Linked DNA regions of Homo sapiens: region 2 is linked to region 1. Evidence: chromatin contacts called from ENCODE Hi-C data. All regions are on one chromosome and are shown on one strand. The core of a region is the stretch at or near the end of the contact, and the rest is flanking DNA. Distances in the headings are between cores, read along the strand shown. Region 1 holds the start of USP19 (ubiquitin specific peptidase 19). Region 2 holds the start of TRAIP (TRAF interacting protein).

Region 1 (4,719 bases), core at 406-2,905:
AACAAACCCCTATCCCATGTACATGTCCTGAGTCCATACCCCAAAACTGTATCCTCATGCCCATGCTGGAGAATCTATGTTCTTAAGTTCTTGCTGTGTCCCTATAGAGGAGGGGGCTGATCCTGATAGCATTGAAATGGTGGCCACACGGGTGCTAGAGCTCTCCATCCCAGCTTCAGCTGAGCAGATCCAGCACCTGGCGGGTGCGATTGCAGAGCGAGTCCGGAGCCTGGCAGATGTGGATGCGATCCTGGCACGTACTGTAGGAGATGTGCGTCGTGCCGAGCAGCTACTGCAGGATGCACGGCGGGCAAGGTCTGACCCCATCCCTGGCCCCTATCCCTGACACCTGGTTTTGATACCTCCAGGTTCTGATTCCCCCTTCTCCCCAGGAGCTGGGCTGAGGATGAGAAACAGAAGGCAGAGACAGTACAGGCAGCACTGGAGGAGGCCCAGCGGGCACAGGGTATTGCCCAGGGTGCCATCCGGGGGGCAGTGGCTGACACACGGGACACAGAGCAGACCCTGTACCAGGTGAGGTCTTCCTAGGACATCAGTGGGACAAGGTTATGGGCATGAACCGTAGATCTGTGTAACCTTTGGCTCACCCATGGCAGGTACAGGAGAGGATGGCAGGTGCAGAGCGGGCACTGAGCTCTGCAGGTGAAAGGGCTCGGCAGTTGGATGCTCTCCTGGAGGCTCTGAAATTGAAACGGGCAGGAAATAGTCTGGCAGCCTCTACAGCAGAAGAAACGGCAGGCAGTGCCCAGGGTCGTGCCCAGGAGGCTGAGCAGGTGGGTTGAGGCAGAGCCAGCTGGAGAAGGTAGGGGTGGAAGATGGGCCTCCACTGAGCTACCACGCTAACCTAACCCTCTACATCTGCAGCTGCTACGCGGTCCTCTGGGTGATCAGTACCAGACGGTGAAGGCCCTAGCTGAGCGCAAGGCCCAAGGTGTGCTGGCTGCACAGGCAAGGGCAGAACAACTGCGGGATGAGGCTCGGGACCTGTTGCAAGCCGCTCAGGACAAGCTGCAGCGGCTACAGGGTAAGAAATGGGGCACCAGAGACACAAGACTGCGGGAAACCCCCCCTAAACTGACACCTGCCCTTCCTAGAATTGGAAGGCACCTATGAGGAAAATGAGCGGGCACTGGAGAGTAAGGCAGCCCAGTTGGACGGGTTGGAGGCCAGGATGCGCAGCGTGCTTCAAGCCATCAACTTGCAGGTGCAGATCTACAACACCTGCCAGTGACCCCTGCCCAAGGCCTACCCCAGTTCCTAGCACTGCCCCACATGCATGTCTGCCTATGCACTGAAGAGCTCTTGGCCCGGCAGGGCCCCCAATAAACCAGTGTGAACCCCCACTGTGTTGTCTGGACTCTGATTTGGGGCGGGCGGGGGAGTCTCCAGGGGAACCTCGAGGTTGCCCCCAGCAGAACCCATGCACCGCTAAGCCACCCGAGCACCGCCTCCTTCCGCTCGGGCCCGCCCCGGAGCTGCGGGTCGCTCCGAGCCCATTCCCGCCGGAAGTGCGTCACCAGCTTGGCGCTCCGCCTCCCTCGGCCTTAGCTAGAAGTCGAAACAAAACAAGCCGCTAAGGCGGTGGCGGCGGCGCCGGGACGGGGGAGGGGCGCGCCGGAACCGGAACCGACCTGCGCCGGAACCGGAACGGAGAGCGGGTTGCCAGGGCCCGAAGAGGGCTGGCTGCGGCGGTCTCGCTCGGTGAGTGGAGCAGGCTGCAACTCGCTGGCTTGGCCGCAGCGGGGAGGCCGCAACGCGCGGCCGCGGCGGCCTGTTCAAGGTCACGGGCCGTGCCAGTCCCTACCCCTAGTGCCCCGCAGCGTGCCAGCCCACTGATGCCGGCAGGGCCGTTACGCTATGCCTGTGGCCAGCCTCCCACCTGGGAGAGGACTGGCGGCCAGCGAGGGCAACTTCGTGGGAGAGGTGGTGGCGGGCTCGGGGTTCAGAGGCTGAAGCTGGGTCGCAGCTCGACCGGGGCGCTGATCTGTGGTCAGTAACCCCGCGCTGCCATTTCAGGCCGGCTCGGGTCTCTAAACAGCCCCTTACCCGCCTCGACGTCCCTGGGGCATGGGGGAGGGACGCGACCTTCGGCTGGGGCCTGGGTGCAAGAAGGAGGCGCCGGTGGCAGGTGTCATTAAAGATCCAGCCCACCAGTACCACATCTGACCTGTAGAAGGGTATCCTGCCATCCCTCCTTCCTCCTTTACACACTTAGGGGAACACAGACTAGTCATTATCTGTCCTGCTACTGGTTCAGGCCAGGCTTGAGGCTGCCAGGAGTCCTGGATCTGTGGTCCTCCCCAGCCTCATCTCAGTATCTAGTTTCAAGACCTTCATTTTGGAGGAGGAAACAGTCCAGAATCCACTGGTGGGTCTGTGGGAAACTGTAGTGGTCCTTGTGGCTCAGAGCTCATGAGTGAAGGCATCTGGGAAGGAAGGTGATAATTTCTGTTCCAGTCTCAAACTGGATGCCCATCCTGCCTTAGTACTGGAGCAGGGTTGCTGCTGAAGAGGTAGCGTGACATCTAGATACACTTTTCAGTCCCTTTCTGCTTGGGACAGCAGCTGGGGAGAGGACTTTCTCTTGAAATGAAGAAGGACCAAGCAGTACATAGGAGCAGGTTCTTGCCAAGGGTGGGAGCTGGCAGGAGGCAGGTGGAGTGCCTTAGCCCCAGGACTTTTTCTGGGCAATGGTAGAACCTGGGTTGAGCCTGTTTACAGCCACAGAGCCTGGTTCTCCTGCGGCTTGTCTCCTGTCCTGCCTTCCTCCTCCACCTTCTATTTCTCCAGTGGTGACTAAGCAGCCAGTGAGAGTGAAGGAAAAGTGAGCACCCTGCTCGGAGTGCCAGCCCTGTGGGCTGGAGCCGTGGCTCCTCTCCAGATTGGTGGAGTAGCCTGGTCCCAGGCCATGACTTCCTTGACCTGGTGCCCCCTCAGTGAGGCTTTCACCTGTGTGGGACTGTTATGGTGGGTATCTATGAGGCTTGGCCAGAAGTGGTTGCTGCTACTTGCATTATTTATTACCTCTTCAGAATATCCTGAGAGTGTCCAGGGGTACTTAAGAGATGAGAAGATACAGCTCTGTAGCATTAGTGTCCTGTGTTGCTGAGCCCTGGGTGTAGCTAAAGAGCAAGTTGTTGGGTCTTGGCAGTGATCACTGGCTTCTTTCCATTAGGCTGTCCGTTCCTTGCTGGAGAATTTGGCCACAAAGAGTTGCCAAGATAGCTGGGCCAGGAAGAAAGCGCCGCAGCCCTGACCCAGACGCTGTTGCCGACCCCGGGGCACTCTGGCTGTCGACCAAGCGGCTCAAGATGTCTGGCGGGGCCAGTGCCACAGGCCCAAGGAGAGGGCCCCCAGGACTGGAGGACACCACTAGTAAGAAGAAGCAGAAGGATCGAGCAAACCAGGAGAGCAAGGATGGAGATCCTAGGAAAGGTGGGAGTGGCATTCCCAGAGTAATTGTGGCCTTCTCTGCCTCCCATCTTATTGGTATACAGATTGGGGTTTGGGAGATGACTTTCTTGTTCTTCTCTCTGTCCTGGTTTGATGATGAGAGAAGAAGGACCCATGATAACCTCAGTAGAGCCTCAGCTTTGAAGCCTGAGTACTTGGCTAAGATCCAGAAGATGGTGCTGTTGGGGGGCTTGCCTTCTTTCCTTTTTAAACTTTTTTCTTTTTTTTGAACCTGTTCTTTTTTTCCTTTTTTTTTTGAGATGGAGTCTCATTCTGTAGCCCAGGCTGGAGTGCAGTGGTGCAATATTGGCTCACTGCAACGTCCACCTCCTGGTTCAGGTGATTGTCCTGCCTCAGCCTCCCAAGTAGCTGGGATTACAGGTGCATGCCACCACGCAAGGCTAATTTTTTTTTTTTTTTTGAGACAATGTCTCACTCTGTCATCCAGGCTAGAGTGTAGTGGCGTCTTGGCTCACTGCGGGCTCTGCCTCCCGGGTTCAAGTGATTCTGCTGCCTCAGCCTCCCAAGTAGCCTCAGCCTCCCAAGTAGCTGGGATTACAGGTATGCACCACCACACTCAGCTAATTTTTGTATTTTTAGTAGAGACGGGGTTTCACCATGTTGGCCAGACTGGTCACAAACTCCTGACCTCAGGTGATCCACCCACCTCGGCCTCTCAAAGTGCTGGGATTGCAGGCGTGAACCACCGTGCCTGTCCCTTTTTTTTTTTTTTTTTTAAAGGCAGGGTCTCACTCTTGCACAGATTGGAGTGCAGTGCAGGTGTGATCGTAGCTTACTGCATCCTCAAAGTCCTGGGCTCAAGCAGTCCTCCTACCTCAGCCTCCTCACCATGCTTGACTAATTTTTCTTATTTTTTTTTTAGAGACAGGGTCTCGATATGTTGCCCAGGCTGGTCTTGAACCTCTGGCCTCAGGTGATCCTTCTGCCTCAGCCTCCCATGCAGCTGGGATCACAGGCTCACGCCACCGTACCCGGCTGTTCTTTCCTTCATCGTCAGGGTCAGCATCCACTCCTCAAGAGGAGCAGACCAAAGAGGGTCAGTAACGAATGGGCTTTTTGTTGCTAGGGAAGGGGAGGGGGCACTTGCAATTTGGCTCCCATCTGAAGCAGTTTCATTAGGCTGGGTCTCTGTTACCTGCTTATCACCATCAGGAGCTTGTGAAGACCCTCATGATCTCTTGGCTACTCCCACTCCAGAGTTGTTGCTCGATTGGAGGCAGAGTG
Region 2 (4,165 bases), core at 523-3,022, 740 kb before region 1:
AGATTTTCTGCTCAGTTCAACAATGAAATGAAGAGGAACTCCCTCTTTCTACAGCTCACTTCTATCAGAGGCCCAGGTGCCTCAGAGCCACATTGAGTTGCTTTTTCTGGGATGAGGAAGTAGGGTTAAACTCCCCAGTTTCCTGAGGGAGGCTCCTGACAGGTGCCCTTTGTCAGACCCTACCACAGCCTGGATAGGCAGCCACATTGGTCCTCGCCCTTGCTCGGCACTCCGTGGTGGTCCTGCCCTTCTCCCTGCATGCCTGTGGGTCTGCTCTGGTGTGTGAAGGTCGGTGGGTTAACTGTGTGCCTACTGAACCTGGCAAATAAACATCACCCTGCAAAGCCTCTGGCCACCCTCTCGCCTTTGCTTCCTCTGTCCTACTGGGGAGGAGCCCCTGGAAGGCAGTGGGGAAGGGAGAGGCTGGGAGCAGGTTCACAAGTAGTGGCTGGGAGTAGTAGTGAACAGTGCCCTGTGGATTTCTTGGGCTGAGGGTGAAGATCATCCTCACCACAGTGTATTCCTCAATGGTGGTGGTGGTGGGGGTCCTCTGAACTCTAGAAATCCATGTGAGTAGTGGGTCTTGGGCTGCATTTGGACCAAGGAATACTCCCTGGGCTGAGAGCTCAAGTAAGGGCTGCTGTTTTTGACTCCTGTTGACCGAGGAGCCTTACTCTTGATTTAGGCATAGAGCTGGAATCTACCTGGGCCAGCCACCGCAAGGACAGACCCTGCTCATAGCCAAAGATAGCTTCCCTGAGCTAGGGAGAGGGTGTAGGGTGAGCAATGCACAAAGATTCTATGCTGCTCTGTGTTGATTCCTTCTTTCTGTGAACACCTGTGCTTTCCACCTATGCCCCAAATGAAATCTCACTCTGGGTCTATTTCAGCTGGAGCAGATCAGCTTTATATTATGGGACTATGCACAGGGTTTCTTCTGGGTAGAGGGAGTAACACTGCCACAGATACTAAGCCTAAAAACCCAAAAGTTGACTTACTCCAGCCCAGGTGGGCCTGGGTGAACTCACCAGGGATGCTGCTCTCTGGGAGGACCTCAAAGATAACCTCCTCAAAGATAACTTCTCTGATGTGGGAATAATAAAAAGGATTTGTTAGTCTCTAGTCTTTGAAGCATCTGGGCCTCCAAAATTCCAACCCTACTACAGTCTCAAGCATAACTGATCCTCCTGAGAGCTAAGAGCTAAAGTCAGGGTACTGGCCCTAGTGTCTCCAAACTCAAGGATAGTCATATCTTACTTGGATGAAGCCAAGGTTGGCCTGGGGTGACCTGAGGGACTGGGGCCTATGTGTCCATCTTTCTAGAATCGCCCGGAACTGAGGACTGAGAGGGTAGGGTATTGTGGTCTATGGGAACTACAGACCATAGCGCATGGTCCATCACTGTCCAGAGCCCAAGGGACCCATCGGGACCATTGTTCTATTCCCTTGCGGCTGCGGTTTTCTCTGCCTTGGCCCAGCCTGCCTCGCGCCAGCTCTGGCATGGGACCACAATGCGCTGCCTTGCCCTGGAAAAGGGTCCAGCTGGCAGCCTCGCTGCTCCCCGCCTTGATATAATGCTGCGCTCTCAAGTGGCAGGTCGAGTCTCCCCAGAGGACGCCTGAGAGCGACCGCGCTCCGCCCAGGATTCTCTACGGCCTCGGGGCCGCTAAGCCCCGCCCATAGTTCCGCCCATCCGAGAATTTGTCCAATCCAGGCGAAGTATTCACGCTCCGCCCAAAGTTTTGTGTTGTCACTTCCGGCCCGCTCCAGGAAGTCGTGCTGCGGAGCCAAATTTGAAGCAAGCGGAGGCGCGGGGGCGCGTCTACGAAGCCGGACCTGTAGCAGTTTCTTTGGCTGCCTGGGCCCCTTGAGTCCAGCCATCATGCCTATCCGTGCTCTGTGCACTATCTGCTCCGACTTCTTCGATCACTCCCGCGACGTGGCCGCCATCCACTGCGGCCACACCTTCCACTTGCAGTGGTGAGTGACTGCAGTGTTGGGGCCCGGTGTTTGCCCGGGTACCGCTTCAGGGCCTTGAGGTGTTGGGCCTCCAGGCGGTCCAACCCCGGAATCCAGACAAGTGATGAGAACCTTCCTCCTAGACGAGGCCCCACGGGAGCTTCCCAACCTGGGCAGAAGTGGGTCAGGACAGGCTTTCTGGTAGAGGTGATAGCTGAGCTAAGCCTGAGGGGGACTAAGATGGCTCAGTGAAGATAGATGCTTCCTTGATCACCTATACAAACAGATGTGATTTCAAAACCGTTAGCCTGGGCAAGGGTGAGCTTTCACCACATCAACAAGTCCTTTTATTTCTTCCAGATAGAAACCTGCTAGGCTTCTGGCTACCCAAGAGAGTTTGCTGTGCCTTACTTGATGGTTTGGAATTATTCTACCCAGAGTCATCTCACTGTCCAGACACCCCAATGTATTCGCCATGTCAGCAAACCCGTTTAACATGGGGAAGGCAAGGAGATGCTCCCCTATCCAGGGGTCCTGCTGACCGTGTAGGGCCATTCTGTTGAGTGTACAGCTAGTGGGGAAAGATTCCCCTAGCAGATGTGGACAGGCCGGTTTGGACCTCCTAGCAAAAGAGATAAGGCAGCGTTACCCCTGGGAATGGTGGGTGATAATAATCACAGGGTCTTGTGGGGCTAAAGGCCCTAGGAAGCAGAAAGGCAGGCATGACACTGATGGCTGCTGGCTTACTTGCAAAGCTTTGTTTAGGCCTGTGTTGCTGACAGCCTGAGCCCCATGCTGAGGGAGCCACTGCTGTTTGGTTAGACTAGAAATTAAGCTCGCCTCTAAGCGTACTCTATTTTCTGTTTGCCTACTCTATTTTCTTCTATCCTTTTACTTTATTTATTTATTTTTATTTTATTTTATTTTTGAGATGGAGTCTCGCTCCTGTCGTGTAGGCTGGAGTGCAGTGGCGTGATCTCGGCTCACTGCAACCTCCACCTCCTGAGTTCAAGTGATTCTCCTTCCTCAGCCTCCCAAGTAGCTGACATTACAGGCGTGCGCCACCACGCCCAGCTAATTTTTGTGTTTTTCATAGACAGGGTTTCTCCATGTTGGCCAGGCTGGTCTCGAACTCCTGACTTCAGGTGATCCACCCACCTTGGCCTCTCAAAGTGCTAGGGCCTATCCTTTTACTTTAAACTTTTCTGTGTCCTTGTGTTTTACATGTATCCCTTGAAACAGCATTTATTTCTTTTTTTGTATATTAAAAAGTACTTTAGCTTACTGCAAAGATCTTTATTTTATTTTATTTTGAGACAGGGTCTCACTCTGTTACACAGGCTGCAGTGCAGTGGTGCCATCTCGGCTCACTGCAGCCTCTACCTCCTGGGCTAAGGTGATTCTCCCATCTTAGCCTCCCAAGTAGCTGGGACTACAGGCGCCTGCCACCATGCTTGACTATTTTTTTTTTTTTGTATTTTTAGTAGAGATGGGGTCTTGCTATGTTGCCCAGGCTGGTCTTGAACCCCTGGACTCAAGTAATCCACCCACCTCTGCCTCCCAAAGTGCTAGGATTACAGGTGTGAACCACCGCACCCAGCCTTGGAAAACAACATTTAGTTGGACTTTTAAAAATCCAGTCTGATAATCTTTGTATTTAACTGGACCATTTAGTCTACTTAAAATTGTTGCAATTACTGATTAAATAAAGAGTAAACATATTGTCTTTAGTCGATTCTGTTTTGCCTTGCCTATTATATCTTATTGTCTCCTTTCTTGCCTTGGTAGGAATTGGTTAAATATTCTGTATTTCTCCATTTTTCCCTCAGTTAGTTGGGTCGTTATATACCCCATTTCCATTTATAAGTGGTTATCCTAGAAATTAAGGTATGTATCCTTAACTTACCAATTTCAAGGTTAATCAACACCTTTCTCATTTTCCCAGGCAACTCAAAGAGCTTAGAATACTAACATTCTTTTCCCACTTCTACGTTATTGTTGAATATTTTAATTGTGTGTATGTGTGGTATTTTTTTCGTTGGTGTTATTTTTGAGACAGAGTCCTGCTCTCTTGCCCAAGCTGGTCTGCAGTGGTACAATCTCTGCTCACTGCAGCCTTGACCTCCTGGACTCAAGCGATCCTCCTGCCTCAGCCTCACAACTAGCTGGGACTACAGGTGCATGTCACCATGCCCAGCTAATTTTT

What was found. Hi-C counts contacts between places; a loop is a spot of excess contacts on that map. Pooled maps may share reads with other maps.
Region 2: a loop to region 1 is called in a pooled map, with 13 times the contacts of the local background. The contact joins the promoter of TRAIP here to the promoter of USP19 in region 1. A Hi-C loop is called at or near these places in 7 of 50 pooled maps.

The regions. Positions count from the first base shown.
Region 1 is chr3:49,117,759-49,122,477 of GRCh38, reverse strand. It overlaps USP19 (ubiquitin specific peptidase 19), which reads left to right and starts at 1,655. Exons shown (of 27, transcript NM_001199161.2): 1 at 1,655-1,722; 2 at 3,197-3,456; 3 at 4,358-4,531; 4 at 4,648-4,719. The coding sequence starts at 3,333. It overlaps LAMB2 (laminin subunit beta 2), which reads left to right. Exons shown (of 32, transcript NM_002292.4): 28 at 108-315; 29 at 393-534; 30 at 618-794; 31 at 886-1,045; 32 at 1,116-1,364. The coding sequence ends at 1,252. RefSeq lists enhancers at 378-1,366, 1,367-2,356 and a silencer at 1,475-1,794.
Region 2 is chr3:49,854,171-49,858,335 of GRCh38, reverse strand. It overlaps TRAIP (TRAF interacting protein), which reads left to right and starts at 1,772. Exons shown (of 15, transcript NM_005879.3): 1 at 1,772-1,980. The coding sequence starts at 1,883. It overlaps CAMKV (CaM kinase like vesicle associated), which reads left to right. Exons shown (of 11, transcript NM_024046.5): 11 at 1-347.